Regions from separate parts of the Mus musculus genome. Here all the other regions are linked to region 1. Evidence: chromatin loops called from intact Hi-C (ENCODE). Cell type or tissue: heart. All regions are shown on one strand. Links, peaks and the distances in the headings refer to the core of each region. The heading gives the core; the rest is flanking DNA.

Region 1 (9,983 bases), core at 1,058-9,057:
CAAGCCACCCTGTGTCCCCCAACAAGTACCTGAGGCTCCAACGTACTTCCAAAGCCCTTGCCATAGCATCTGCTGCCTCAGCTACAGTTATGACCAGAGAGGACGCAGCATGCATCCTTGCTGCCTAACTTGGGGTCCTGACTGAAGCCCTTTGCTTCCCTGCCCTGAGCTGCATTGGAGAAGGCAGCCAGCCAAGACCACCAAGAGCTACTGCCCAAGCTTAGGTCAGGTAAGGAAGGATGCTGTCACAACCAAACTGCCACTCCTAACACTGTGCTACCAGTCTCTGCTCTCTGGCTCAACTCCATTGGAAGTCAGCTCACCAGAGGCCACATGGCTCAGGGCCAAGCAGAGGACTGGGCACCTAAGAGACTGCAGATCACACCACTGCTATACAGCCAGCCTGTGAGCATTCTCATCTGCCAACTCTCCTGCTCCCAGACTTCCCCAACTGCCCTCAGTCACACAAGTGGTGAGACAATGCCATCCTATAGCCAGCCGGTGTTATGGGATGGTCACGGACCCTTCTAGCGTGCCCCTACTGGCTCCCACCCACCAGGAACACTTGGTTCAGGGCAGGAATAATATCCCAACAGGCAGGCCTGTTGTTTCTCCTTGCAGGTCAGTCCCTTTCAGACTCTCATCCTCAGATGCTGAATGTAATGATGCTCCAAGAGTCCTGGGCCTTAGAAGGACCTGAGATCTCCCCAGTGGGCAGTGCTGCTCTCAATGGGCAACCAAACACACTATGATGAATGCCTCTCTGCCCACATACTGACCAAGCCCTACCCAGTTTAAGTCAGATGAAACAGGTATCCCCTGACCAGCAGGGCTTGCTCAACCAATAAAAGCTTTGGGTTGAAGCCAGGAATTGGCTTGTAACACATGTGGTGACAGAATTACAGAGAACAATCTTCACTCAGAATAGTCTGCAGAAGGGAACCCTGTCCCAAACACTGCTTCTGCAATGGAATAAGCTTCCTTCCTCTGGCTCTGCACCAAGAGACTCACATCTATGTGACAAGAGTAGGACAGAGCGCTCATACAGGACCTTTCTAGTGAGGCAGTACAGACAATTAACACAGAAATCCACATACTGCAGAAATGAAGCAGGAAGTGGGAATGCCATGGTGATTTTTTTTTTTTTGAGTTTTTTTTTTGAGACAGGGTTTCTCTGTGTAGCTCTGTCTGCCCTGGAACTCACTTTGTAGACCAGGCTAGCCTCGAATTCAAGAAATCTGCCTGCCTCTGCCTCCCGAGTGCTGGGATTAAAGACGTGTGCCACCACGCCCGGCCATGGTGATCTTAAAGCAGATAGGCTTGTAAGGCTGACCACGGGCACTAAGCAGTTGCCTGAATGAAGGCAGAGGGCCCTAGATATCTGAAGGAAAAGGACCACACTGCAAAAAAAAAAAAAAAAAAAAAAAAAAAAAAAGTGTGGAGGTATGGCTAGCCAGAGTGGGTGGGGTCTACTCACAGAAAAGAATTGTCTGGCTGGGCAAAGTCTTCAAAGGCAGGGCTCTTTGAGGGAGCCAAGTCTAGTGTCTGGCCAGAATAGGTGGGACTTTGCTCAGAGGGGTAGGATCCGGCCCATGAATGAACAAGTCCTGGCCAAGAAGGAGTGAGGCTTTCAAAAAGGGGCAGAGCCTACCCCCAGCTTCTAGCCATCCTGAAGGCAGCCTCCTCAGAGCTCTGGCCAGTCTTTTAAATGACAAAACCTAGGCAGAGAGAAGGCAGACTTAATCAGAGGCAAGATCCCCACAGTACTTTGCCATAGGAGAAGTGAAAGTCAGGATGGTGGCTCACGCCTATAATCCCAGCACTGGGAGGCAGAAGCAGGAGGTTCGAGTACGTTCTTAACTACATATTTAGCCTAGGCTGCATACATATCCTAGGCTTTAAACGTTCACAGGATTAAGTAAGGAGGGTAACTAGTCCCAGATACCCAGGAAGCTGAAGCAGATCGCAATTCAAGGCCTCTCTGGGTTACAGTGTGAGTCCAAGGCCACACTGAAAAACTTAGTAACACTCTGTCTAAAAATAAAGGTAAAAAAGAGAACTGAAGCCAGAGCTCAGAGGGAGAGCGTGTGCTTGGGAATGATCAAGGCCCAGTATGCCCGATGAGTGGACAAACTGAGTGTGAAGCTGTGAGTATAGGAGGAATATGGATAGGTTTCCTCCCATGCCCAAAACCACCTGGCAAGCAGCCCCTTCCCCAGAACAGCTAAAACAAAACAACAAACATGACTCTGAAATGACCCATATACACCAAAAAAGCCTGCTTGGGAACTCTGTCAGAGCAGGGAATTCGAGGGGTCAAAGAATGAAGCTGACGGGCAGGGCCTAGAAGCACACAAAATCAGGCCAGCAGGCTTGAAAGCACTTGTCTATATGGCCAGGAGGGACAATGGAGAAGCTGTCCTACCACAGTATGAAGGCAGGCCTCACCCAGACACCAAGAAAGACTGGCCAGAGCTCTGAGGAGGCTGCCTTCAGGATGGCTTGAAGCTGGGGGTAGGGTCAGCTCTCAGAGAACACTGAACATCTGAGGGGTTCCCAGCCTCCGACTGGTACCAGTCCTAGGCTGGGGATGGCAAAAGAGCTACCCAGTTTGTAGCAGGGTGAGTGAGGCTAACAGAGCTTATACTGGGAAGACGCTCTGAGTACTTCCTTAAAAACCACCTGTGGGAATGAGCACCCACCCATACCAGCAGACGCTCACCACAGGCAGGACAAGAGGACCTTCACGGAGTAAGCCAAGGCCATACAAGCAGACAAGGCTTGTCACTTACAATCACTTATGCCAGTGATCCAAAATAAGTGGTCACTCAGTTTCTTACCTATGAGCACTGACAGTGTAATAAGCATATACCACAGAGCCACCACAGTGAACTGCCACAAGCCAAAGAACTCTGTACTGGAAGTAGGTAACTCTCCCCAGGAGACTCACGTGAAAGCCTAGGAGGCTGGGAGGCCTTAGTCTGCATGAAATCACAGTGAAAATTCACCTCGTCCTTATTACCCAGCCCCCAGCAAGCCCGAACCCAGAACTGACCAAATTAATCCTTTACCTAAGAAGGCTCGATTTCCAGGGCAAGGCCAAGGTTTGTTGAAAAGATTTTTAAATTTTATTTTATTGTTTATTTATTTTTACATAATTCATTCATTTTATTTATTTTTGGTTTTTTAAGACAGGGTTTCTCTGTACAGCCCTGGCTGTCCTAAAACTGACTCTGTAGAAGAGACTGACCTTAAACTCAGAGATCTACTCACCTGCCTCTACCTCTAGAGTGCTAGGACTAAAGGCATGTACTACCACACCCTGCCGATTCATTTTATTTTTAACAGTTTGTGTGTGTGTGTGGTGCCCACATGCACTTGAGTATGGGTGTCCATGGAAACTGGGGGTGTCAAGACTTCCCTAGAACAGGAGTTATTGGCAGTTGTGAGCCACCTGAGTTGGGTGCTGGGAATCAAACTGGAGTACTCTAGAAAAGCAGTATATCCTCTTAACTGCTAAACCATTGTCCCAGCCTTGTTGCTAGAAACATTTTATTTTAAATGATCTCTGTATGTATGTCCATATGTGCATATGTGTACATGCATGTGCATATGCATGGAGTCCAGAAGAGGGTGACAGATCCCCTGGAGACCAAGTTATAAGCAATTGTAAGTGCCAGGCAGTGGTGGCACACGCCTTTAATCCCAACACTTGGGATGCAGAGGCAGGCGGATTTCTGAGTTCGAGGCCAGCCTGGTTAACAGAGTGAGTTCCAGGACAGCCAGGGCTACACAGAGAAACCCTGTCTCAAAAACCAAAAAAAAAGCAGTTATGAACTGACCTTGATCAAGTCCTGCAAAAGCAGTAATGTTTTTACCTAAGCCCCAAGACCAAACTTTTAACATAGGTATAGGAAGAAAAGGGCAGGCAATGGCCACATATCCACCGTGGGCAGATAAAAGAGAAGTGTCATCCTATCTAAACCTACCTCGGAGAGGTGATGACACAACCTCTCTTCCCACAAAGGCTCTTTCTTTACAGTACACAGCTGAGGCTTCCAAGAGGCTGCTGGTTAGAAGCCCATGACTGACTGTTACTAAGCTGCTACCTAAGCTAGAGCAGCAGGTGCTATATCAGATTAAACCACTCATGCACACAGCTCAGAGCCAAGCCACATACTAGGCCTAGGCCATGCCTTATGTTAGTAAGCCTGGGAGCTCCCTCCAAGCCTCCCAGGTCCCATGTCCCCACACCGACCAGGGGAAGAGCATCACATGCTAACTACCAATTGCCACACCCCTAAAGCATCAACGCCTCTCCCCAGATGCCTTTTCTAACAGTTGTCCGTTGAGGCAGACCAAGCAGGTCTCAGCAGCAGACGGAGCACACATGCCTCCTTGACCGCCTCAGGGCTCTCTAGGGGGCTCATCCCACCCCATAGCCAAAGGCTGACCAGAAGAGAGACACTACATCAGACAGGAACCTTCCTGATACTCTCAGTCCCCAGGCCTGAGCAGCCCCATGGCTGCTGAACAATGCAGTTTTGAATTCAATTAAAGCGATTATCTGTTGTGCCAAATAAATTGTGTACAGCATATATCCTGCGGCACTTTACACCTCCAGGCTCATTATTCCCTAACTGTTTCCTCCTGTTTATGCGCTCTCAAATTAAATTGCTGATAATACGCGCCAAAATAAAAAATGAGCGCACCTTGTCCCAAGAAAATTGATTCTCCTTCTCCTGAACTGGCGATTGCCAGGTTTTATATACTCGGTTCCTGGTGATCATTAGTAATTCAATTTTCTTTTTATTAGCCCCCTTATCTGCTGAGCAATATAGTGGCAGCGCTGACCTCTTTCGCACGGGTAAATGTTTAAAATCTTTTCCCTGATTAATTTTGCCAGTTAAGAAAAAGAGGAGAAATGGCCCGGCTCTTAGCCATCACAATGAATAAAGCTTAATGTTGATTGTGATGGAATTTCTAATGCCAGGGAAATTGATTGAACGCGGCAATTACGCTGCAAGAGTAACTCGAGGGAGATGGGATCGCTTTCTTCTGGCCGTAGCCTTTTGGTTATTTAAAACAATCCAATTTGCAAGGATAATTATGTATTAGTGTTTTATCTGCCACTTGAAATGAACAGGGGAGTTTCGATACTGGCCCAGCATTAGCAGGTTATTGCTGCAAATTACTTGATATCTGCTTTCTTTCACATAAAGAGGAAATTAGGCAATCAATTACCAGAAAAGGGTGGATGGAGGGATAAGAGGGGCAAGGGCGCCCTCTACTGGCTGCTAGGCCACACAGTAGGGCTGAGTAGGGACCTGGAGAAGGGGCTGGCCAGGGTTAGCTAGGCTAACCCAATTCCTTGGCACACAAAGTGTGGATATCAGGGTACTGGCACCATGAAAATTCTGGAACTAGGGCTAAGTGTTTTCCTGGAGGCAAGCAGAAAGATTGGCCTCTAAGCACTAGCTAAAGGGGCAGCCCCTATCTACTGACCCCACGTACTGGGAGACGCTAACAGCCACAGAAGCTTGGGGGGCTGCACTGCTTGGAGATAGAAAAGCTCCAATCAGCAATATGGCAAAACTCCAGCCCAGGGAATCAAACAGACTGGCCGGAGCTTTGAACATCATTCAGGCTGGGATACTTAGACAAGCAAGGAAAGAGGCAGACAGTAAGCCTTGCAAGGGGGAAAGCACAAGCTGGTCCCTAGAGCAAGCCAAATCCATCCAGGCTCCAGTCCAGAGGAATTACCACTGTCACTCCCATCTCCTCCTGCCTCCTGTACACAGCCCACCATGTGATCTCTGCCTCTCTAGAGTAGCCGAGAGTAGTGGCCTCTGGAACCGCTACCTGAGTAGACAGGCTCAGCATCTCCTGTTTTCACAACTCACTTGCTACTTAGATGAGGATACCCCCTTGAGCTCACACACAAGGCCTTGCATGCCAGCCATCCTGACTCACTGTCTACTCCAGCCTGCTAGCCCAACCTTGTCACCTGATATTCCCGAGAGCAGCAACACAAGCTGTCTCCTGGCTCCCTCTTCTATCCTTCCCTGAAATTACAGAACCTATTCCCTCCCTTTGGCATAAAAGAGCTTCCCCCATTACCTAGTGCCCTTTGCACTGGGGTAACCCCCTTCTCTGATCCTGTATAGCACACAGCTATATGATCTTCCTCCTGCTCTGTGGTCCACAGTGCCTTCACCTGCACAGCTGAGCGAGCGCCATTTCCTCTCCTAACTCAAGTCTGCTGAGGAAGACTCCTAATGCCTGCCTAGTGTTGACACTCTCCCCGGAGCCCATAACTATATGCTTCTGCTTTCTTGTTCACCACCCAAAGCCAACTGTCCCGGCTGTTGACAAGGGCTCAGGCAGCCACTCGTCTCCACTAGAATGTGGCTCAGTGTCCCCAGGAACTAGAATGATTCTTGGCCCCAAGGTGCCCATCACATGCTTGGCGGGTCAGCAGGTGAATTGTGGATAGAGAGACTCCCCAGAGCCCTTCCTGCAACAGAAATACCAGGGCACAATGCAGTCATCACATCTGTCTATTACTAGAAGCTATCCATCCTTCCACCTGTAGTGGAGGTGCCACCAACAGTTTCAATAGCCCCCTAACACATCCAAGGCACCACAGGTAGACACACTGAACTCAGGACCCCTCACCCTTCACTCTTCCCTGGCCACCTGTGGGGCTTGGGAACATTGTAACAGCCACTACCAGCAGGAGACAATCTTTGCTGTTCCCAGTTGTCCCAGTCCATAGACTCTACCCCACAGACATAAGCAAGTGATGCTATTCTAGAGAATTCCAGTAAGGAGCCCACAGCCCTTCCTCACACTCTGCCAGGCAACACTAGCAGACTTTCCATCTTCTCCACCCAAAGCTGTAAGCCTCTTAACCCATCCTTCTCAACTGGCCAAGGGGAACCCAGCCATGTCCAAGCCACCCTTCTCTCTAGCCTTTCACTTGGGTTCTATACCCCTCCCCCCTTAACATGGTTCCTATCATCCCAGCAGAGTGCAGCCCAGCCTCAGCCAGTGCCTAAGCTTTCCTCCTTGTCATACCTTCCTTGGTGGAGAGGTGGGTCCGGCTGGACGGCAGGCAGCAGAGCCGGTGCCTGTTGACCTGCATCAGACCCTTGTGGGGAGTCTTCCTTAGAACCGGGCTATTCTTCCCCCGGAGGGCCTGTCTCCGTCGCTGGGTAAGATGGTTTTTGCTGGTGGTGGCAGTTGTAGGGCTGTTCTTCTTGTCCCCAGGAATGCTATGAAGATAAAACACAAAAAAAAAAACTACCAACAGGCTCACTGACAAAGGCCCAAGCACCTTCATCAACTGGAGACAGCACAGGTTGCAATGTCCTCCAAGTAGAGCAGAGCAGAGTGGATTCAGACCCTGTCCCTGTCCCTGCCCTGCCCCATGCACCCTGCACCCTGCTCACTGCCCACTGCCCCTGCCCCAGCCCTTCTCCAAGCCAGATGGAATTTTAGTACAGATTTTAGTACGAGACTACAGGAAAAGGTGATGGAGAAGGACCGCATTCCTGAAAACGAGCTGCCATCAGGCTTGCATGCCATCTCCCAAGCACATCTTCAAGGATGCTACAATACTCCACCTCTGAAAGCCGCACAATAGAGGAAGGCACCGGTATGACAAGAAGAAATCTATTCTCTAGGCATGGTGAGCATGGCACCCAGGCTCAGATAACTAGAGACAGCACAGAGCCAGAAGAAGTGAGCATACAGAGAGCCAAAGACCAAATTAAGACAGCAGGAAGAACCTCCTTAGGGGGGTTTATGACAAGGACAGTAAATGTCTTTTGGAAGAACACTGTCTTATGGCATAGGCAGGCCCCCTGCCTGGTAAGCAAACAATACCTTTGCCATCAGTGGCTGATGTGAAGTTTCTGACCCCGTGACCATATACCCTAGGCTAGGATGCCATCTCAGAGTATCCTGAAAGGACGCAAGGGTCAGGACCTCAGTGATATGTGCTCATAAGCCAGCAGCTTGGCCTGGTCACTTGGCCACCAGCAAAGAGCCAGCTGGGATGTAAATGCAATCTGTTCCCTCTGGAGCACTGGACACCTAACACCTCAGCTCACTTGGAAGATGGCAACAGAGCACAAGGCAGGAAAAGCCTGGGACTGCCATGCTGCCGTCCCTTTCAGTCACCCCATGTGGCACAAATGGTACATCCTTCTATCTGGACAGGGCCAGAGTGCCCCACAAAGCCTGACTTCCTAGAACCTAGAGCCCTCAAGTAAAAACAGAGCAGGGGAAGTCCAGGCATACCTGGCGGAGCCCAGCACCCTAGTCCACCACCCACAGCTCAGACATATAACCCACTGCTCCGGCCAGGACAGCCACTCGGCATTCACCTAATGCTACACACTGGACAGACCCACGTGCTGCTCCCAAGCACCTAACCTGGCAAGGCACCATATGTTGTTGAACCCTGCCCACCTAGAAGGGAAACTACCCAAACCTAGTTTCTCATCAAGAGAAGAAAAGATGGGTCTGTCGGCATTACCAGTGCCAGAGCTCTTGCCTCCTCAACCTTACTGGGGCCCCAGGTAAGCGCCTGAATCATTCGGCCTTTACCTGACACATCTCTATATGACAACAGTACTTCTAGCCTCACTCCATGAAGCATAACCCAAAATCACACTCAAAGCTCTCGGCTTAGGTCACACATGAGTGGTGCTGAATAAACCCAACGGGGGCCTTCTTTTTCCCCAACCTGGAAACCAGGAAGGGAGTGAAAGCTAAAGTCCAAATTCTCTAATGTAGGAACCAAAAGCGCTTCATGAGCCCTGCCCCACCCACCTAGACCGGACACTGTAAGACAGCACACCTGGTATTGCCCCGCCTCCGGATAATCTTGGTCCGGCTCTTCACTTTGTAAGCTGAGAGCTGTGACTCTCCAAAGAGGGGCTTCAAGCTGCTGGGTCCCCCTGCTGGTCTGTCCCCTGATGTGGGCCTAGATGGGACTGGGGAGAGCTGAGAAGTATGGTCCTTGCTGCCAGCCTCAGACTGCCAACGGAAAGAGGAAGAGGAGGAAGCAGACGGGCTGGAAGCCTTCCACTTGTACTTGCTGGGAGAGAGGCCAGGCTTGGATGGTGTGGCCAGTTTCTCCGGCCTCACCTCTGGGTCAACTTTAGGCTGTGGCTTCTCTGTCTTTCCAACTGTACCCAAAGTGGCCTTGTTCCCGCTCTCCAGAGTTGTTCTGGGACTGAGGGCTCTCCGAGCGACCCGTGGGCTCTTTTCTGAGGCAGCTACCCATTTGTAGTTGTTTTTCCGAAACTTGCTGGTTCGACAGGACACGAGCAGTGAGGCCTCCCTGACCTGCCTGGCTGTTGCTGGTCTGACTGAAGCCACCACTGGCCCCAAGGAAGCTGGCTGGTCTGAGTGGCCAGTGTTTGCTCTTTGGTCTCCAATGAACTGTTCAGAATAGCTGGTAGAATGAGGGCCTACCTTCCTGCCCAGAGCCACAGCAGTGTGATGGGGCAGGACAGATGGGAAGTGTACCCTGAGGGCCACTTCATTTTCACTGACTGTCCGCCGATGCTCGGGAGAGCTGTCACTCACCCTGCCCACAGACTTCACTACCCGAGGCTTGCCAGGCTCCTTCTGGCAGACCAAGAGGGGGTCGTCCACACTGTAACCCACCTTGGTTCTTCCTGGCCTTGCAGGCTGCAGTTGTCCACCAGGGACCTCAACCTCACTTCCTTGGGGTCTTTGGCCACTCCAAGAGGGGTCATCACAGCCTTCCAAGGACCCCCGCTGGACCCCTGAAGCATTGATGGCACCTGACTTTGATGGTGGCTTGATCTTAATAACCATATTCTGATCTGGACTGAGCTGGACCTGTCTCTCCAGTACATACTGCTGGGGTTCAGGATGCTGGCTATCCTCAGACCTGAGGGATGTCTGAAAAGCAGGATCGCTGGCTGGGTCAGAAGATTCCA
Region 2 (9,983 bases), core at 679-8,678, 87 kb before region 1:
TAACCTCCACGCTAGAAAACCGCTTGCCTGAAGCCCTTCCACCCTCAGTAAGTTCCTCAAGAACACACTGAGACAATGGAAGCCCTAAACTGAGTATGATGATTCCCGCCTTAGTCCCAGCACTTGGGAGGCAGAGGCAGGTGAATCTCTAATCCAGGACAGCCAAGGCTACACAGAGAAATCCTGTCTCAGAAAAGAAATAGGTGGCAGCGGGGCTTTGTGTAAGTGTGCCCATGCCCTTGTGCACAGGTCAGGACTTCCTTCCCTGCACAGGACAAGGAAAAGCCATAGGAAGCTTCTCCCCTGGGTTTCAGGGTTCCCCAAAAGACTTCTAGAAAAGACCATCTTTGAACTCCATGTTCATTTGCATGCCTCAGTAGTCCTAGAGGAAAGGCAGGGTAAAGAGAGAGGCGAAGAGAAGGTGAGTGAACTCAGATCTAGTCCCTCACAAATAGGGCAGGATCATGGGGCAACCCTAAGCTCACAGCAGCATCCTGTGCCCCGCTCCCCGAGTACCACACCCAGCAGCGTTATAGCAGAGTCCCAGATGCTCAAAGGGGACAAAGGATGCCTTGGAGTACTGGATGCTGAGAGGTCAAGAGGCCAGTGTGCTGAGCAGGTAGGGTGGACACAGCTATTGCCACCTCTCCCCGAAAGAAATCCAATGGATGTCACTCAGCCTGGACCTGTCTGTACGTCCTCTAGCAGAGAAGGGATCTGTAGAGGCTCTGTGTAATGGAGGGGCAACACAGATGTCCTGACTCTTCTACTCTTAACCAGGACCTGTCATTGGGCCACAACAGCCAAGGTTCCCTCAATTTAGATCCCTTCTCAGGAATACATTTGTTGTGAACTTCCCCAGCAAGACTGGCTGGAGTCTGCAGGTCTCTCCTTGCACCAAGTTAGTTCTTCTAGTTCAACCCCCAGTTTCTTCTCTTTCCAACATTTTCTCCCCCCACCCCCCAAAAAAAGACTGGAACATTTGCTCCCAGCCTAAGGTCCTACAGGGCTGTCCCCTGGATTTATTCTAAGGCAGTAGGATCAGGGGACAAAGGTGGCCTGCTTTTCTCTGGCCTGGAGTTGAGACTCAAACTCAGGCGATTCTCTCAAGCCCACGGCTCCTTGTGGAACTGACATAGACCTTTCGATTTTTTCCAAGTCTAGGCAGGAACCTGGCTGACTCCACACTTGCCAAATTTGGAACTTTACACTCTACTCTGATGGAGAGAGGGAACTGTCATTTAAAAGTTTGCAGCGGCCCAGAGAGCAGGGTGAGATTTTTCAGAGATCTCTTACTACCCACGTTGGGTTTGCATCCTTTGGAGAACAGGAGCTGGGCCACCCCTCGGGGAGGCACAGCTGCCAAGAATGGCTGGGACTGTTTGGGCCACCAGGATACAACTGCAATGCACTTGGAGTCACCACCAAGGCTGCCTGGAGCCTCTGCCCTGCCCTGCCTCGTTGGTGCTCCAAGGCCAGCCACAGAATGCTGTCTTGGTTAACTGACAGACACTGCCTCCTGGTCAGTTCCTTCCTGCTCTTGCCTATCTGGACATACCAGTTCCCGTAAAACCCAATCCAGAGACTTTCATATTTTTCTATTCCAAGAGAAACGAATACAAGAACGAAAGCCACAGACACAACAGCCAGGTTCCAATGACTTTTGGATCTAAACATTTATTTTTTTTTAATGTTTTTTCTTTCCTCAGTTTCGTAACAAATGAGTGAGTGAGTGAGAGAGAGAGAGAGAGAACACAACAAAAACCAACAACACAAAATTTCTTTCCCAACGATTTGTCTAGCGTCCTGTTCAGAAGACTCAGTGAGAGCCACCTGGGAGCAGCAGAGGACGGAAGGGGAAGGAGCCTCGGAGCCTCAGAGCACCGGGGCCAAGCCTCAGAAAACCAGATCTCAGCCGGCGCAGATACGCCCAGCTTATAACACCCTCCACCGGGCCTCTCTTCCGGCTAGTCCAAAAAAGCGACCAAGCTTTAAACAAGATTCCACAAACGAAACACAATTTAAATTAAATAAAAACACTTTTCCACCCGCCCATGCCAGGAGGTTCAGGCCTAAGCCTCCTCTTTAAAAATTTTTTCTTCTAGAACTGTGCATTACTTTTTAAATTCTTTCGCTTCTCTGGAAGGTTAAAATAAGATATATTTCCCCAAGAGTCATAAATACGATCTGGTGCATAGAGAAATAGCAGCGCGGGAGTCCGGGCCAGCCCCAACCCGGCTGAGCACGGCCACCCCCCACCCCCCTCCCCCAGTCGAGTATAGCAGGACAGTGGGACCAACACGCAGGTAAGTTCCTCGGCTTCCTCTACAGGGAGCAGCGAACAGGGTGGGGACAAGCGGGCTGGAAGGCAGGCAGGGCCGGACCCCTCAGAGCGAATGAGCGAGGAGGGCACATGCGGGCACTCGCCGACCTCCGAGGGCGCACGGGGACCAGGGGGTTCCTCCGGGTTTTCTAATTACCAAGCAAAATAAATATTAATGTTGCGAAAATATGACTGCTTTAAAAAGGAGGAGGAGGAGTAAAAACAGAGCAAGTAAACGGAGGCAGAAAGAAAGACGACAGAGGAGCGCGGGGCCGGCGGAGGCTACCGGGAGCTGGTGGCGGCGCGGCCCCGCTGCGGCTGGGCGGAGGTTGGGACGCAGAACTGCGCTCCACGTCTGTACAAGTGGACGCTGCCGAGGAAGTCAGACCTGGCTCGGACTTCCCTAAGCAATCACCGTTCCCGGGGCGCCGAGGGACCCCGGCAAAGTCTAGCCGGCGACCCCGAAGACGCTCGGACCGGGGCCCGGCGGGAGAGGCGCACCGCGGTAGGTACCTGGAGCTGGGGCTTGGCGGCGGGGTGCGCAGGGCGGACAGGAGGACCCCGGCAGCTGCGGCTGCACCGCCGGAGCGCGCGTCCCGGGCCTCAGAGTCTGAACCGAGACCGGGGCGGCCTGCGCAAACTTGTCCCCGGCCGTGGCGAGGCCCAGGGTCCGGCACTCACAGAAAGAAGTCGGGTGCGCCTTTGGCCGCCCCGGGGCCAGCCTGCGCTGGCGAGGGCTCCCGAGGGAAGCCGGCCCCGCCCGCGCCCCCGGGGCCGCCCCGGCCCGCCAACTTCTCGTATTTCTCCTTGTACAGGTCCCGCTCCTTGGCCAGACGCCCCACCTCCAGCTTCAGCTGCTCCACCTGGCTCTGGAGCTGGCACTTCTCGCTCTCCAGAATGTGCCGCTGCTGCACCCGCTTGAAGCGGCACGACTGCGCGTAGCCGCGGTTCTTGAGCGTGCGCCGCTTCTGTTTCAGTCGGATGACCTCCTCCTTGCTGAAGCCGCGGAGCTGCCGGTTCAGCTCCCGCACGGACATGGATACCAGCTGGTCGTCGGAGAAGCGCTCCTCCAAGCGCACGTGGTGGCCTGCGCCGCCTCCGCCGTGACCCGCGCCTCCGCCGTGGTGGCCAGAGCCTCCGTGGTGGTGATGGTGGTGATGGTGATGGTGGGCAGAGTGATGATGGTGGGCAGTGTGGTGTGCGCCGTGGTGGTGGCCGGCACCCATGTCGTCCGCGCCGCCGCCGCCCGCGAAGCTCTGACCCCGGAAGGCCTCATAGGCCGCAGCAGCCGCCGGGTGATGCGCGCCGTGGTGCGCGCCGTGGTGGCCGCTGCCGATGAGCGCCTCCACCGCGTCCTCCGGCGTCAGGTTGAGCGCCTCGGGGTTCAGGTGGTGCTGGTACCCGCTCATCCAGTACAGATCCTCCAGCACCGCTTTTCCTGAGGCGCCCCCGACAGTGCCGGGGCCTCCACTCGGCGGCCCCGGGGCGCCCCCGGCCTGAGCCGCGCTGCCCCCGCCGCCCGCGCCGCCGCCTGTGCCCGGGCTGGGTGCGCAGAAGCTGGGCGAAGAGGGCACCGAGGAGCAGGGCGTGCTGAGGGGCGTCGAGGACAGCGAGCCGGGCGGCAGGCGGTGGCAGAAGCGCTCGGCCTCGGGCGGCTCCTTCTTCACCTCGAACTTCATCAGGTCGAAGTCGTTGACGTACTCGATGGCCAGTGGGCTGCTGGGCAGCTCTGCGCCCATCGCCAGCTCCGCGGCCATCGCCCGGGGCCCCAGCCCCGCCGCCGCGCCCGGCCGCGCCCCGACGGGCGGCGGGGGAGCGTGGGGGGAGCCGCGGGCCTCTCTCCCCCTAGCTCCCCCCCGGGCCGCGGTGGGCTCAGGCTCTGGTCGCGCCGCCGAAGGGCGCAGCAGCAAAAGTTTCCTGCTGTCAACTCTGGGCTGTGCTCAGGGGACGCCGCCGGCCAGGCCTCTCGGGTGGCCCCCCGGCCCGCTACGAGCGGGCGCAGGGCCCCCAATCCTGCCCTCCTCCTCCTTCTGTTCCTCCGCGGTCCTGGCCTGGAGGGTGCAGAGGCCGCGCCCCGGGCTCAGCCGCGCTCCGGGCTCTCCCGCCCGGCCCCGCCCCGCGCCCCACCCGCGCTGCCGGCCGGCCCCGCCTCCCTCGGCCCGGCGCAGAGCCGCACAAGCCTTTATAGAGACGCGCTTCTGGGCCCGCCTCCCCAGGTGGGGGCCGACGCCCCCGGGCCAATCGGAGCCCCAGACCTGCCGCCCTCATTTGCCTATCCCCATGGCAACCCGGAGCCCAGCTGTCAATCTCCTGCGGGAAACAGCTGTGGGAAGGGGTGGGGAAGGGCCGTCGGCAAGAGGAGTGGGCAGGGCCCCCTGGTGGCCGCCGCATGGGACTGCACAGCAGAGGGCGCGAGACCAAGTGGCAGATTCTGAGGTTCCAGGATCGTAAAGCCAGAGAGTGCAGGGAAGCTGAGGAGGCCCTCGTCCAGGGTACTCCTTCGGTGTCTCAGATCCATTAGGTGGTCTAGCTGGCTGTGTCCCGCACCAGGCCCAAGTGGCCTGGAGTCTCCAGAATGGGGACCTCTAACTATCCTGACACCGGTGACTCCCGAGCTGCCCGGGAGCGCCAGCTATTTTTATCCTGTGGTTGGGATGGGTTCAGGAATTCAGTCAACAAAGTTGCTGGCACCTCGGGCGGCGGGATGCACGGTGGAACCGCAGGCCTCTGAGCGTTGTGGTAGGTGGAGTGGGACAGACGCCTGTGGCCACCACGGGGCTAGAGGAGCAGGTCTCGGGTACTCCCTGCGTAGAGAACCCATTTCTCTGAATTGAATTCATGGGGCTGATGGGTCTGGACGCCTGCAGAAATGCCCACAAGGAATCTCAGACCCAGCTGCCCACCAGGGCGGTTTGGAGGAGCCTTGCTGGGTGGGGGCAAGTTGGAGTGACAAGTGGCAAGCAGATTGCCACCGTCACACTTGCTGAATGTCTCTACACACCTAGTAGGAGGCCGCTTCCGAGCAAAAGAAAGCCACAAGGACAACAGGGAGGGTGGGTGACAAGATGTGAGTTCTGTGACACCCTCCCCTCCCCTCCCTCCTCCAGAATTCCAGATCCCAACCGAAGATAGAAAGGGCGTGCATTCACGAACAACAGCTGGATGTGACCCAGAGTGCGGTTTTCTCCTCTCTGTTATCTATAATCTTATATGCCGTTGACTATTAAAAATAATAGACGGGCAATGGTGGTGCAGGCCTTTAGCCCCAGCTCTCCCAAGACAGGAAGATTTCTGGGAGTTCAAGGCCAGCCTGGTCTACAGAGCAAGTCCCAGGACAGCCAAGTCTGCACAGAGAAATCTTGCCTCGAAAAACTAAAAATCAATCAATCAGTCAATCAATCAATCAATCAATCAATCGATTCTTAAATATAAACCATTTGTGCACAAGGTGGAAAAAGTTTGAAAGGGTATTCACAGGATACCTATCCAGGATGTCATGGTGCCAAGGGCTTTGCCTACTCCCTCTACAGGTGCCTGCTATTTCACAGGGGATGCCTGGCAGCTAGGAGCAAATAGCTCCCAGCTCCTTCCCTCAGTGTCCAGACACTCCTCACCTTCATATTCATCTGTGCAGGCTTGGTCTTCAGAAACAAACAAACAAACAAAAAAAGCATGAGGAAACCCCTACAAAACTCTCCCCTCAGCCTGTTCCAAAGGAGACTTCGGGGAGCCATTGGAATGTCTATCTTTGGGACTCTACAGTGCTGAGGTGGTAGCCACAGCCATCAGTGTAATCATGCCCATTCTACGGATGAGGAAAGGAGGCCGTGAAAAGCAACTGGCCTTGTCCAAGGTAACCTATATCAGATCCACCTGTGGCCAAAGGGGAGCCTTTGAGTTAGAGCACGAGGTCTCACCAGGAGAGCCAGTGTTTCAGTTCTCTATGTCTCCTGTAGCCTGGCAAAGGCATTAGACTAGGACACTCAGCCTGAGCCCCAGAAGCTCTGGGACTTAAGGATGAGCTACATGTCTGGGCACAGCATCCCATGTGGCCTTGGGCTTACTAAAAAGGGTACAGAGTGAGATGATGAGATTGGGCAGTCTGCCTTCTCTGGACTCCACTCCTGGTGTGGGTGTGGTGGCATATACCTTTAATCCCAGTACTTGGGAAACAGGGGCATGCAGATTTCTGAGTTCAAGGCCAGCCTGATCTACAGAGCGAGCTCCAAGACAGCCAGGGCTACACAGAGAAACCCATCTCGAAGATAAAAAGAAAAGAAAAGATAAGAAAAGAAGAGAAGAGAAGAGAAGAGGAAAGGAAAGAAAAGAAAAGAAGAAAAGAAAACAAAAGAAGAAAAGAAAACAAAAGAAGAGAAGAGAAGAGAAGAGAAAAGAAAAGAAAAGAAAAGAAAAGAAAAGAAAAGAAAAGAAAGGCAGAAAAAGAAAAGATATTTTGATTCCCTCCCGGCGTATGCCATCACAAACTTAGCACCTCAAAAAGAACACGTTCCCTCAACTGTTTCAGGGTATCCGGTCAGGAACATAGGCAGGGCCCAACAGGGGCTTCTGGTGACATTTCCCAGGCTGCAGTGAGCTGTGGTTCATCTAGGACAGGGTATTTTTTAGACTCCAGGACAGTTGCCGACTTGCTGTTGGCTGATAGCTGCTGGGTTGGCTGAGTGAAGAGTGGGGCGAGCAGAAGAGACAGGGGAGCCTCAGAAGTGAGTGAGGGGAGGGAAGGGTGATCCCTGAAAGCAGGGCGGGGGGGGGGGGTGGAGGAGCCTGGACTGGTAGGGACTGCTTGGCAGAGTGGCAGAGCAGCTGGATCAAGGGGATGTTGAGGAGCCTGAGAGGCCATGTGTGGCTCAGGGATTTCCCAAGGGCTCTGGGGAGCGGAGAACTGGGCTGTGAGAAGTGATGGAGACATTGGGGTGCCCATCATGCCACCCCCCCCAACAACCAGTACCACCTACCTCCCGAGAGACTACCCAATGCTGCTGCTTGCTATTGGCTTGCTTTGGGCTCAGTGTACCAGATACTCAGCTCAGTAGCTCCAACAAAACTACTGGATGGCACCAGCTGGGTGTGGTCATTGTACAGGGCACGAGTCACAGGCAAAGCTGATCTAGCTTCCATGGCAGTAGAACATCAGCCATCAGAAAGAACTGTGCTGTGTGCGAGTATGAGCTGTCATGTTTTATTTCATTCATGGGGACCTGGCCACTGGGGGAGACAGTGAGTGTCAGATTACACAGAGCCGAAACTACACGGTGCCCCTTGTTAGAAAGGGCCTCACTATGCAGCACAATAGAGCTTTGAACTGAAGGTAATCTTCCTTCTCTTTGCTGAATGCGGGGTGGGGGTGGGGGGTGGGGGGGGTGGGAGGGTGTTACAGTTATGTACCACCATGCCAGGTCGGAAAGTTCTAAACTTCTGTCTCAGGTTAGAGATATGGCTTAGTTGCTTGTCTGTCATACACAAAGTCCCCGGGGTTTGATCTCCAGCACCTCAAAGCTGGGCATGCTGGCAGAGGCCTCGAATCCCAGCTCTCAGGATGTGGAGGTAAGAGGTCAGAAGTTCAAGGTCACCCTCAGCTACATAGTGAGTTCAAGAGCAGACTGGGATAAACCAGGCCTTGGTCTCAAAACAACAAAAATAGTCTCTGTGTTTTCCAGGTGGAGGCTGCAGAGTTCTACGGCAGCTAAGATAAAAAGGCTTACTTGGGATCATTTATATTTAAAAAGATAGACTGGACTGTGGAGATGGCTCAGGCAGCTAAGTGCTTGTCTTGTAAGCATGAAGACCCGAGTTTGAATGTTGGAACCCGTGTATGTGTGATGATAATGCTTGTAATCCCGGCTATGGGCAGATGGACACTGGAGAGAGGAGATCCCTGTAACTTGCAGGCCAACTGGCCTGAACGACATGGTGAAGTTAGAGGCCAAGGAAAGATTCCATCTCAAGCAAAAGATGGAAGGCAGCATCCTGGGCTTCTGATGAGAGTCCTTGGCTTGGCCATCGCTCTGTCCCATCCTTATCCCCATTCCTGCCTATAATCCAGGCACCATTAGTGGGTGCACACTCCATAAAGGGGGGCCAGTTGGGGAGTAGTAGGCCCAACCATGAGGCCCACTGCCAGCCCCAAGGTAGCAGCCAGTGACATGTCCTATCTCCTGACCCCACCCCCACCCCCACCCCAGTCCCCCACCCCCCGCCACCTCCACACATACCATATTCACCATCCCTGGTTTCCATGGCTTCTTCTAGGCACACAGAAGCAGAATTCTACAAATACACCTCTGGGCATATTCTCTTACCCTAGGGTGCTCTGACCAGTATAGCTGGGAGGCTCCTCAACTGGGGGTTGGGGGTGGGGGAGGCAGTTCTGCTAGCCTCAGGGACCCAGTTTTGGAGCACAGGAATTCCTGCTGCATTGGCTCTGTCCAGCAGGCCCTGACACTGGCGGCTGCTCATATATACCAGTGTGGCATGTAGTTCCTTGGGACTTGGAGTGTGTTAGGGATTAGCTGCACATTGATCTGGTGAGGTGGAGCCCCTCTAGACAAGGCAGCATGGTCTATAGGCTAAGTGCTGGGCACAAAGGTGAGTTACAGCCAGAAGAGCAGCACCTACCATGGCTGTCTCTGGCTATGTCAGTACTTGGTGAGTATAGGTACCCACTGGTCTACTCAGGACTCCTACCTACAGTGATGCTCACTAGGGAAGTGAGCACAAAGGGTGAGGGTGTGCTCGCTTGGAACCTATCTATGAAACTAGAATGCTCAAGGACCCTAGCCTGAGAAGTCAGCCGTGTGTGTCCCTCTGCCAGCCTGTGGATCATCAGCCATAGGGCAAGAGGTGGGAGCATGGAACAGGTGAGTGGTACCCTGCAGCTCTGCTTATTTCTATACCCCCTACCCAGGAAGAAGAGGGAGACCAGAAACACTGATCCTCCCCAGAGCATGAGAAGGAAGATGCAGGGATGACCCTGTAGGCCCAATGGCACTGGATGGCTGTGGTATAGACGGTACTTCATTTTGGTGGACTTAGCTCCCCACATTCTACCTCTGAGCTACACACCCCCTCCAGGACATAGGTCCAACAGCATGTGCCTCTTCCACCCCCACCCCCTCTGCTGGTGCTCATGGGATAACCCTGGCTATCCAATGAGGAAGGGCAATCTGAGGGACAGTTAAATTAGTCCATCCACTCAATGCCCAGGTTGGTAGCACAGGCAACCCCCCAAAAAAGCATCTAGGAGCCCATTCTCCATGCCAGGCAAGGAAACCTGGCTGGCTTGGAGATGCCAACAGGAAACCCTGTCCATCAAGCTCCAGGGGTCCAGTATCCTAGGACTCTAATCCAGTCAATGAGGGGTCTCATGCTTCTCTTCTAGACTGGTCTAGGTTCAGAGCCCACCTTTTTGCTGGACTTCCTACAGCGGGGCCTTGATAAAGTGATGTAGTGATGGTGAGGGGTATCTGGTTACATGGCTAGACCTGCCTATGTTGGACATTTTTTATGAATCAGCCTCTGGTTGGTTTTTTTTGTTGTTGTTCTTTGAAGCCTGTGTGAGGACACTCAGTTCCTGGGCAGGGGCTGTGGTAGAGTGAAACAGCATACCTACAGCTCCTATAGCCTTAAGGGCAGAGGTGATTGC
Region 3 (9,983 bases), core at 565-8,564, 53 kb after region 1:
GGCTGCGTGTCTGGACCTGCGCCCGGGCAAGCAGCGCCACCTGCTGGGCAGACACGTGCGCTGCCGAGGAAACCGCAGACTCCGGGTCGCCCTGCAGCTGTCCTAGGTCTACACAAAGGGGCAACTCAGGCTGCGTGGGAAAAAGGAGCCCGGGGTCCACCCTCACCCATTCTGTCCTATCGACTCCTCCCCAGAACCCTCCACCTCTCCAGCACTCTACCCCATGTTAAATCTGGTTCTCACCCTGGAACAGAGAGTCCAACAGGTCCTGACTGATTCCTTTGGGCCTCGTATGATAGACCAGGAAACCTGTACAAAATTGAGAGGTCTGGCCCAGCCCTAGAAAAGGTTGGCCCAGCTCTCAGAGCCCTAAGTGAGTAAGTTGGCCTCACCTATTAGCACAGTGGCTGCCCTACGCAAGGTATCCTGTGGGCTCCGCAGGTAACCCTGGGTCTGACTCAGGAAGTATTGAACATGGCTTGGATATCGCTGAACCTAGGAACACAAATGCTTGTGACAGGATGGAAGTACCAGTCCTTCATGGAGCAGGTAACATGAACAAAGGCTGTGTGGACCAGTGGTCATGTTTAGCTCAGGTAGAGACTCTGTTTTGAGGGAGAGTGGACTATAGACTCCTTGGGCAAGCAAGCGGCTGACTATACCCTGGTGCTTTCTCTACTAACCAGGCGGTGGCAGACGCGGCTGAGAGCCTCAGGGCTGTCGTAGTGAGCCACAGTTACCATCTCCTCCAGCAGGCCCCATCGAAGGGCCTGATCGCAGCGGGCTAGTGTCCACTCAGAGCTCTGGAATGGAGAAAGCAAGCAGGGTTGGGTGTCCAGGAGATGGCAAGTGGTGGAAAGAAAGGGAAGGTGGCCAGAAAAGGTTGGCAGAGCCCAGGGTGAGGTGCCCAAGCGAAGACCTGGACCTAAAGGTCCTTGAGATTCTTGTCGCTAGCCTGAAATCTTCAGAGAGGCCACGGGGTAGGAAAGGTATTGGATGAGTCAGATATGGGACAGAAGACTGACCTCAGCAGCGTCCTGACTCGAGTCATGTAGGCGCAGCAACAGGGGCACCAGACTCTGCAGCACCAGTTTCCGCAGGGGTCCCCGAAGCCCCAGCCGGAGCCCCCGCTGGCCCCGCCGCACCAGTGTTCCAAGGAGTCCCACTGCCGAAGCGCGGACCGAGTCGCGAGCCTTCGTGGAAAAATATAGTCAGAGCTCAAGGAAGCAAGAGTGGGAAAGATCAGTGCAGAGTAAGGAGGGACGAGGCCTGATCAGGGCTGCAAATTAGGCCTTAATCTGGTGGCAGGTCCACAGGCAACTGAGCGGGGAACATAGGCAGAGCCCGTGGGTAGGAGTGAGTGTCTGTGGACAATTCCAACGGGGATGCAGTGGGACCACAGGGCAGGATTTTGCTCACATCGTCCAGTAGCGGTGGGAGACGTGGTCGAAGCTCGGAGCTGAGGAGTCTCACGGGTGCTCCGGGCTGCAGCAGTAGTCTCCGCAGTGCGCCAAGTGCAGCGCCCACGAGCCGCACATCACCTTCGCCCAGTGCTCTTAGGAGTACTGGCAGCAACATGTTCACATGCCTTATCTGTAAAGACAGGACTTGTGGCTGGACCTTTCCAGACTCTACCTAGCGTCCACCTCTCCCGGCATCTTCCAGGTCGGCACCTTCCCACGATTCATTGCAAGGTTGCCAAGGGCAAGTAGGCCTAGCCAGCGCACGGTGGGCTCTGGGTCACCCTGCCAAGTTCGAAGGCGCTCCAGGATGACTTCCTCACGTAAGAGACGTGCAGTAGACTGACTCTGTAACAGCTAAGCAAAGGGGCACGGAGTCAGCATATCTCTGTGTCTGAGCAGGAAGTCACCACTCACTACCGTTCTGGGAAGCAGGCTCACCCCAGTAAAGAAGGCCATAGCGGTGAGGCGTTGCGGGTTGTTGGCACTTCGTAGCCGAGGGAGCAAGTCCGCAAAAAGGCCTCGGAGATGGTGATCAGCATGTGCCACCATGGCACTGAAGTAGGGGAAAGGGGAGTTCTTCTTCCGCTTGGAAGGGCTCATCCCCACCTCCTCCCCCATGCCACCATCGCACCTGGCTAGCAGGGAGCCTTCTCCTGTTGTACTGTCCTGGGTTGCCTCCTCACCTGGCCAGCAGCAGGACACCCTCCAGGTGTGTGTGGGCTCCTACCAGTCTCCTCCAGCCTCCTGCTTGCTCCATACATGTGACCACCATTCGGCCACCATCCCCTGTGAGCAGGGCCTTTAAGGCCTCCACTGTGCAGCTGGAGGTGCGAACAGTTGTGCAGTGGGCAGTGAGGGCAAGGGAGGCCTGTCCCACCACTCACGTATCCCAGGGTACCTTCTCTCACCTGGCGTGGCTGTGAGGTGGCCCTCGGTGGGAAGGCTCCCAAACCTTAGGGCTGTCGGGGGAATGAGCACCTTGAGCCAGCTCATGCAGCTGTGTGACCAGTGCTAACAGCAGGTGAGGGTAGAAGCCTCGAGTGGCTCCCACGCAGCCAGAGACGGCCAACATCTCTCCAAGAGCGCGAGTGGCCTGTAGATCAAGTGAGCCCACCCTTGGAATTCTGACAATTTTTGGATGTGTACAGGATATCCCAGACAAGTGTAACTCTGGAGCTAGTCCTACCGTAAGTGGTTACTCTTTGGCTGCTTGTGGCCAGACCACGCCCCTATGTGTAGGCCACGCCCCCTGATGGCTCTTGCTGAAGCCACTTACTGCCAGGGCCTCAGACTCGGGAGCCGCCACACCCTTCAGTGCCCACAGCAGTTGCACCAACACCTGCCCGTTTACTCGCTGATTCCGGCTTAGGCTTCGCCACAGCTCAGAGGCTGCCCTAGGGGTGAGGGGCCATGTAGTGAAGAGGAGTTGCAAAGAATCCTCAGGAAAGCCCACCACGGCGACCTCTAGGAAAAGGCTCCAGAAGCAAACCATCCTTTACCCTTCCACCATCCCATATCCCAGAGAAGACAAACGCAGACGACAACAGAGCCAGCCCCAGAGATCAGCAGCCCTCTGGACTACACTGTGAGCCCCGTTGTGTCAGCTACTGGGAAACAGACCTAACATTATTTTTTTTAATTTTTAAAATTATTGTAAAGAATTAACCAAAAATAAATATTGGGGTAAATGACCCGAAGAGCCAGAGGCTTCTAGGTGATCAAGCCACCGTGCTTACTTATGCCGCCCACATCTTCAGGTAAAAAGCAGGGGATGGAGGGAAAGGAGAAGAGAGAGAGAGAGAGGAGAGTGTCAGAGTTAAACTAAACCCAGGTATGGTGGTGTAACACCAGCAAAAGTCTAGGGGAAGGGATTTCCGGGGCCCTATTCCCTTACTGCCCGGTGCTGCAGGAACCAGATCCTATGACCAAGCTATCAAGCGGGAAGGGGGAAGGAAGCCGCGTGGGGCAGCGCAGCGCGGCTGGGCGGGGAGGGTTACCGGTCCGGGGGTAGCGAACTGGGTAGCAGCGCACACACCACGTCCTGCGCATGCTCCAGAGCCAGTGCGCTCAGCACCCGTAGGGCTGCCCTCCGGGGTCTCCCCTCTGCCAGGCTAGGGACCTGTGCCAGCAGCCCACGCACCAGACCGTGGACCTGGGTAAAAGGAACAAACGTCAGTAGTTAGAGCCCCAGGACCTCAAAAGGAAACTCTTGCCAGCACCGCACCTCCCTACACTCAGAGCAGCCTTTAGGGGGAGTGTGGTCGAGGTTGAAGGGAGGCTTGCAGGATTCTCTGGATGGGGATGCTAACCTGGTCCTCCAGCCGCTGCCCCCGGGCTTCCAGGGCTGAGGACAGAGTGAGCGCTGTTGCCTGGGTCCCGGCATAGCCAGCCTCCTCCAGACAGGCAGCTGTATACAACGCAAGGTCTGCAAGGGTTCCTTCCTCCCAGGAATACTGGGAAGCCTATGATGGAAGAATGAAACGTGGAGTTTCTGAAGTCCCCAAGCCGATCTCAACTATCCTCCCTAGTCCTCCAGTCTTCCCATCCCTCAGATGGCGACAAACCTTCCTCCCGTATGATCTTTTCCATCCGTTTACCCTCAGGACTCCTCAATGCCCCCCCCCCCCCCGTACTTCTTGTCTTTCTAGTGCCCAAGTGAACAGCCAAACTTTGCATCATCCAGCATCTGCCCTCTTACTCACCTGGTACGGTCTCTCGGGGGCTGGCTCCTGGGCATTGTGTGGGGAATAGATCTCACTACCAGCTGTGGGGGCAACCACTTCATTCCCAGGCTGGGCCTCAAAGGCAGGGGTGAGTGTTTGAATATAGGGCTCAGGCTCGGGCCCAAGCTCCTGGGGATCAGACTGAGGGCCTGTAGAAGAGGGTCCCACAGGCTGCCCCTGGCTAGCCCGGATTCCTTCCGCTAGAGCTGTCAGAGTTAGGGAGCCCACAGGGCCGTCCCGGCCGTCCCGGCCCCGACCCCACACACCCCCAGCCATAGTGTTCCTACCAGCGGCACCTGCCACCACTCTTCCAGTGAAGTTGTGTCCAGACCTGACCTAGAATCAGGCCCCGGGCGGGCCCACAGGCGGGCCTACAGACAGGCGTGGTGGCGTGGGCATAGACGTAGGTACATGCGAGTCTGAGCATGTGCCAGTGATTGGCTGTTCAATCACAGAGATATCCTAGCATGGACTTGTGAAGGGTGTCTGCCCAGGCTGCTGGAGCCAAGTGGGACATGGCCACTGCATAGTCTGGCCCTGCCCACCAGTGTCCATGGAGATCATGGACTATCGTGGAGGAGAGAAAGGTCTTTAACCCAACTGCCCATCCCCCTCTTGCCTGGGGGAGGGGTCCAGGGCAGTTTTAGATCCTTCTGAGGAAGCCCCAGTAGGGTCAGGGGCTGGGCTAGACCACATAGCCAAATATCCTAGGAACGGGCGTGGTCAGGTACTGTCATTCTCCCTGAACTTGAAACACTTGGGGTGTGGAGCAAATGAGGTGAGGCTGGTGATGCCTCCTAAATACATTTGCAAGTGCCCACTATTGTTGATGCGGGCTCCTCTGCATCCTTGCCAGTCCCGAGGTGGTATGTCTCATGCCCTGTCTGTCCAGCCCCTCCTTCTCTGAGACTGTCTTCCCTGTGTCTGCGTAGGCAGTGTGTATGTATACTGTTCGCCCGGTTGTCTTCCTTTCCAGGTTCATGCTCCCCAGGGCTGGCCCAACCTCTACCCTAAATCCCCGCTCTCCACCCAACCACACTATAGGCACTGCCCAGCGCTAAGCCAGGGAAGCTAGATGAACTAGTCTGACAGACTGCTCCAGGCGGAAGTGCATGGGGAAGTATTCCAAGCAGTGGGCATTCACGCTCTTCAGCTCCTATACCTCGGGCTACCCAAGCCCCAACTCTGCCTCCCACCAAGCCATGAACCAAACCATGTGGTGGTTTGAATAAGAATGGCTCCCAAAGGCGCATGCATTTGAATGCTTAGTCACCAGGGAGCGGTGTTATTCTAAGATTAGGATCCGGAGGTGTGGCCTTCTTGAAGGAAGTGTGTCACAGGGGTGGGCTTTGAGGTTTCAAAAGCACATGCCAAGGCTAGGGTCTCTTTCAGAATGTAGAACTCTCCCCTCTGTCACCATTACCGTGCCTGCATGTATGTCCCCACCATGATGATCATTGATCATGGACTAACCTCTGAAACCATAGGAAAGCCTCCAATTAAATGCTTTCTTTGCCAAGAGTTGGTCGCCATGGTCATGGCGTCTCTTCACAACAATGGTAGGGTGCCTAAGACACTCCAACTGTCTCTGGAGCAATTCTTCCTGAGTCTTACCTAGCTTGCTGTACCCAGACAGCTCCAGCCCTCGCTGAGGCAGCTCCTTGGATCCTCAGCTTTTTAAATCTCCTCCTCCTTCCTCGGTTACTGGGTCAGAAACTGAGACCTCCCACCCCCACCCCCAAGGCCTATAACAGATGATAGATCAGGCAGGGATGGCTGGCTTGGGACGCCTGACATAGGCACATTGCCCTTAGCAGATACAAGCGCCTGGGGCTATGATTAGACTCTGACACCCCATCTCAGAACCTCCCTATCTGCTTCTAGTAGTAGGTGAGGGCTTTCATAACAACATCCTCAAAACACAGATAAAGATAAACCCTCCCTCCTTCTTGTGGCGCAGAGGTTCCATTAAGCCCAGCCCAGTGGCTACCTTCCCACCTGCTGGGTGTTAAGTTTCAATCCAGGGCAAGCAGAGGAGATGCCTACTTAACATATCAAAGCAGACCTGGCCTCCAGGTCTCTAAGCATCCTCCAGTCTCTACCTCATACAGGGTATGGCTGGCATATCCCACCCTCTACCCGGAACTCTCCAGCCCAGGGGCTGGGCTGCCCTTCCCCCAGAGGCTGTTCCCTATATACTCCAGGTATTTGGGTCACTGGCTCTCCTTTTGTAACTTTGGCTTCCTGGATGCTGTATTTTCTGTGCTCTCCCCCCCCCCCCCCCCCGCCCCAACTCCATGTTGTTCAGGGCCATGACTTCCAGATGTGTCTGCCTCTGGCTATGGCTCTCCTATCTATCTATAATAAACTCATCCACCCTACCAAGGGGCAGTCATGCCCTCTCCTTTCCTTCGTATTAATTTTTTCCATTCACTGGGTCTGTGCCTCCAGCCCAGCCCTGGAAGTCCCAAGTGAGTAGCAGAAATGTGTGAACTAACGACACATGGCTGACAAGTGGTGGGAACAGAGCCGTGTTATTTATGACTTTTTTCACAGGGGACCTCGAGCACTCAAACTGTCCACCAGTGCCCGAAGCTTCTCTGACAGTGCGACCTGCAGAGAGAGGAAGGGGATATGGGCATCTGGAGCTGGAAAGCAGGGGGCACACAGGACACATAGGGCCGGCCACCCATAGGCCTACCGGATACACTGCAGGGCTCTGCAGCTGCTTATGTGCAGGGCGGAGGAGGCTCAGGGACTGCTGGGCAAAGCGTCTGGACTCATCCAGAGATGGCAGTGGCTCACACAGCTGCGAGGAAGAGGAAGAAAAGATGGAGATACTGGCTTCGGATCAGAGCGCAGCTGAAGTGAAGGCGCAGGTGAGGGCTGCAGCAGTCACCTGTCCCTGTTGCAGGTAGAGTCGCAGCAATGGCTCCACTTGGGCTGGCTTCACAGTGCAGGGCTCCTGGGTCCCCCGAGGCCAAACCCTCAGTTCCTGCCCAGCCTTGGGCGGGGGCTCTTCTGCTAACTGCAGTAGGTCCAGTAGCAAAGACCCTATATAAGAGGCAAGAAACATGTCAAAAAAGGACGGGGGACCTGAAGAAGGATAAATGAAGGAGAGTGGGAAATCACCATCGGGGCCTAGGAACCGGAAGGCAGCCTTGCTCCCTGGCAGTGTTTGCTTCTCAGGGTCCTCTGTCAGCTTGATTCGAGGCTGGCCTCCTACAGACACCAGCTGAAATGACAGGGTGTTTAGATAGCTACTACACCCCTGTCCCCTACTGCCCCCATGGTCTTCCAGACTCCATCCCACCTGGAACCAAACATTGTCTTTACCTTGTAGACACAGCCCATAGAAGGCTGTTTGGGACAAGTGACCACACTGGTGCCAATGCCAATGACATTCACCTCACTGCCCTGTGGGGAGAAGTGACAGTGACACTGAGCCACACTGCCACCTGTAGGGTGCCAGGGCCATCTAGACGATCCACCACCTGTACCTCTTTCACTCTTACCTTCTGGGCTAGCCTCATCAGCTCACTCTCGTCAATGTTGTTGCTGACTGCAATGGGAACAGACTCTAGCCAGGGCATCTGGAATCTGTATGTAATGGATTCCCAGGCAGCAACCCTTAGGCGCTCATGATTTACCGTGTCCTCTTTCCTTGCTCCTTCTGTCTCTATTAGCCATGCCTTTAACCACCTGTGGCTTAGGGGCCCCCTAGTGGTCCTATCCTACTCCTCCCTCCCTTCCAGGGCTTTCTCAATTGCCCCTGAAATAGGTCCATGGTCTCACTATAGGAGAGACCTTTCTTGTCGAGAGTTCCATCTCTCTGGGACTCACTCTCACAGGAAGTTTCTAGCAGGCATGCCATGCCCCTCATGGGAAACTCACTGGGCACCAGCAGTTCGAAAGATGCCACGGATCTCTTTAGCCTGCTGAAGCAGGTCACCGCTGTCCAGCCTCACACCCACTGCTCTGTAGCCAAGCTCCCCCAGTGCCAGGGCTACTGCCAGGAAGTTAGGAAGGCCACTCCTGCATGTAAAACAAGGGGATCAGGGCCTCAGTTGCTCTACTGAGGCCACCCTGATAGAGTGCTCACAGCTCACCTGCGTACACTGTAGGAATCTAGCAGGCCCTGGAAAGCCCGGGGAAAGGCCAGAGCATAGGCCACAAATGCTGCGCGCTCCCCTGGGTGTGGCTCCTGCTCCTCTAGCCCCAAGTAGAGGCACACACGCTTCAGCCACAAATTTACCCTGGCAGGCAGGTCCACTGTGGGGCCCTCACTAGAAGCTGGAGCCAACATCTGTAGAAAGATATCAGTAAAAGATGGTTCTAGAGTTCACTGGAAAGCCCAGGAGTGGCCAGTATGCCACGGCCTCGGGACAAAGGTGACACCATTCCATGCCAGCTTTCTAGTGCAGCCTTAGATCAAGTGCCCAGGGCAGTATCTGCCAGTCTGAATATATAGCAGTGCCCAGTTCACCCTAGGACCCAGCCCACTCCAGCTGGGAAAAGAATTGGTTTTAGGATCTTGTCTTCTAGAGTAAAATGGGCTCAACATGGAAGCACACACTGAGACAGAAACAGAAGGATTGGGAATTCAAGCCCAACCAGTGCTACATGGGACCCTGACACAAAACAAAACAGTACTAACCGGGTCGGGGGGTACCTCACTACCCGAAAATGAAGTGACAAAGGAGTGGGCCAGGGTCCCTGCCACCGGTACACCTCTCAGTTGTCCAGCAAGTGTGTTGCTGCTGCTGTCAAAGCCTGGGTGAGAAGGCAGGTAGGCTTAGGGGACTCAGAATATGATGGAACCTCCCCTTCCCCAACCTATGCCTCTCCCAGGCCTCACCACCCAGGTAGCTGTAAATTGAGGCCGTGAAACCCCCGTCGGGACCCTGAGCTCGCCGCAAACCCATCTCTAGTAGTTTCTTATCCGGCCCTGCAATCAAGCGTAGCCGAGCAGCATTGGTGGCTACGAGGCTGTGGAGAGTAACAAGTCATGAGAACCCAAGTGAGGGTCACAAAGCCACCCCAGTGGGAGGGCTTAGATAACCCCAGCGCTTCTATTGCCTGTACCTCTCAGGGACTCCGCTCACCTAGCGTAGCTGACCAGACACAGCAGTGGAGTCTCTAGCAGCTGTACCAGAAGAAGAGGCCCGGACACCTGCAGAAGCGGCACCTGTGGGGCGAGTGATCAGCTCCACAGTGGAACCTCCTGGGCCACCCCACTCTTCCTAACACACCCAGCTCACAAGGCACTCACACCAGGGAAGGCGAGGGAACCCTCTGGCAGAGCCCGCACGGTCACCCCAGAGCAATCAAGGGCTCGAAGGTGCTCGAAGAACGCAGGGTCAGTGTCTGGGGGTAGTACCGAAGCCAGGAACTGCACATCTGGAGCGACAGAGAACACATGTAGCCTGGGAAAGGACTCTGCCAGGCAAGTAAAAGTCCCCTCAGAGGTCAGGGGCACATTGAGAGGGTACAGGAGATTCGTTCGTGAGGGAGCGGGGATTTTCTTCCAGTCAGAGGAGTACGGTACGGGTGCTGGTCGCGGAACTACCTGCATCCCGCAGACGGAAGGCGCGAAGAAAGCGCATACAGTCCTGCAAGCCAGCGGAAAGGGCGAAGGAGCCTCCGAAAGGGCAGTGGCGGAAGAAGAGCTCGAACTCTGCTGCCTCGCACGCCCGGCCCGCACGCCAGTAGCCCAGCGCCATGGTAGCCTGATAGAGGTCGGTGAGCAGCGGCCGCACCACCATGCGCCCCTCGCTGTCCAGCTCCATCTCCATTC

What was found. Peaks named below come from ENCODE experiments on the same cell type or tissue, not always from the same donor. Only the 100,000 strongest peaks of a DNase experiment are listed, where the experiment ranks them.
Region 2: it touches region 1 in a loop (2.8-fold over the local background); 2 of 42 quality-filtered maps call a loop at or near these places.
Region 3: it touches region 1 in a loop (4-fold over the local background); 18 of 42 quality-filtered maps call a loop at or near these places.

The regions. Positions count from the first base shown.
Region 1 is chr15:75,830,387-75,840,369 of GRCm38, forward strand. Zc3h3 (zinc finger CCCH type containing 3) reads right to left here. Exons shown (of 12, transcript NM_172121.1): 2 at 8,870-9,983; 3 at 7,081-7,277. Among named protein-coding and RNA genes, the nearest start is that of Zc3h3, 6.5 kb to the right of the region's middle. In heart, for the core only: a CTCF peak has its summit at 5,289 (motif pointing left); DNase peaks (open chromatin) are centred at 1,665 and 5,295.
Region 2 is chr15:75,743,843-75,753,825 of GRCm38, forward strand. Mafa (v-maf musculoaponeurotic fibrosarcoma oncogene family, protein A (avian)) reads right to left here and starts at 4,479. Exons shown (of 1, transcript NM_194350.2): 1 at 1,659-4,479. The coding sequence starts at 4,080. The coding sequence ends at 3,001. In heart, for the core only: a CTCF peak has its summit at 4,707 (motif pointing left); DNase peaks (open chromatin) are centred at 3,449, 3,971 and 4,509; H3K4me3 peaks cover 2,964 bases; H3K27ac peaks cover 1,693 bases; H3K27me3 peaks cover 4,511 bases.
Region 3 is chr15:75,884,262-75,894,244 of GRCm38, forward strand. It overlaps Mroh6 (maestro heat-like repeat family member 6), which reads right to left and starts at 4,511. Exons shown (of 14, transcript NM_001282443.2): 1 at 4,166-4,511; 2 at 3,773-3,925; 3 at 3,461-3,615; 4 at 2,740-2,857; 5 at 2,372-2,556; 6 at 2,147-2,284; 7 at 1,902-2,016; 8 at 1,674-1,817; 9 at 1,420-1,593; 10 at 1,026-1,193; 11 at 684-803; 12 at 393-495; 13 at 244-309; 14 at 1-108. The coding sequence starts at 4,462. Naprt (nicotinate phosphoribosyltransferase) reads right to left here. Exons shown (of 13, transcript NM_172607.3): 1 at 9,756-9,983; 2 at 9,459-9,586; 3 at 9,292-9,374; 4 at 9,045-9,175; 5 at 8,844-8,959; 6 at 8,296-8,492; 7 at 8,081-8,221; 8 at 7,702-7,786; 9 at 7,523-7,603; 10 at 7,319-7,421; 11 at 7,086-7,240; 12 at 6,888-6,995; 13 at 6,703-6,799. The coding sequence starts at 9,981. The coding sequence ends at 6,737. In heart, for the core only: CTCF peaks have their summits at 3,716 and 7,931 (motif pointing left); DNase peaks (open chromatin) are centred at 2,230, 2,710 and 3,530; H3K4me3 peaks cover 1,450 bases; H3K27ac peaks cover 551 bases; H3K27me3 peaks cover 8,000 bases.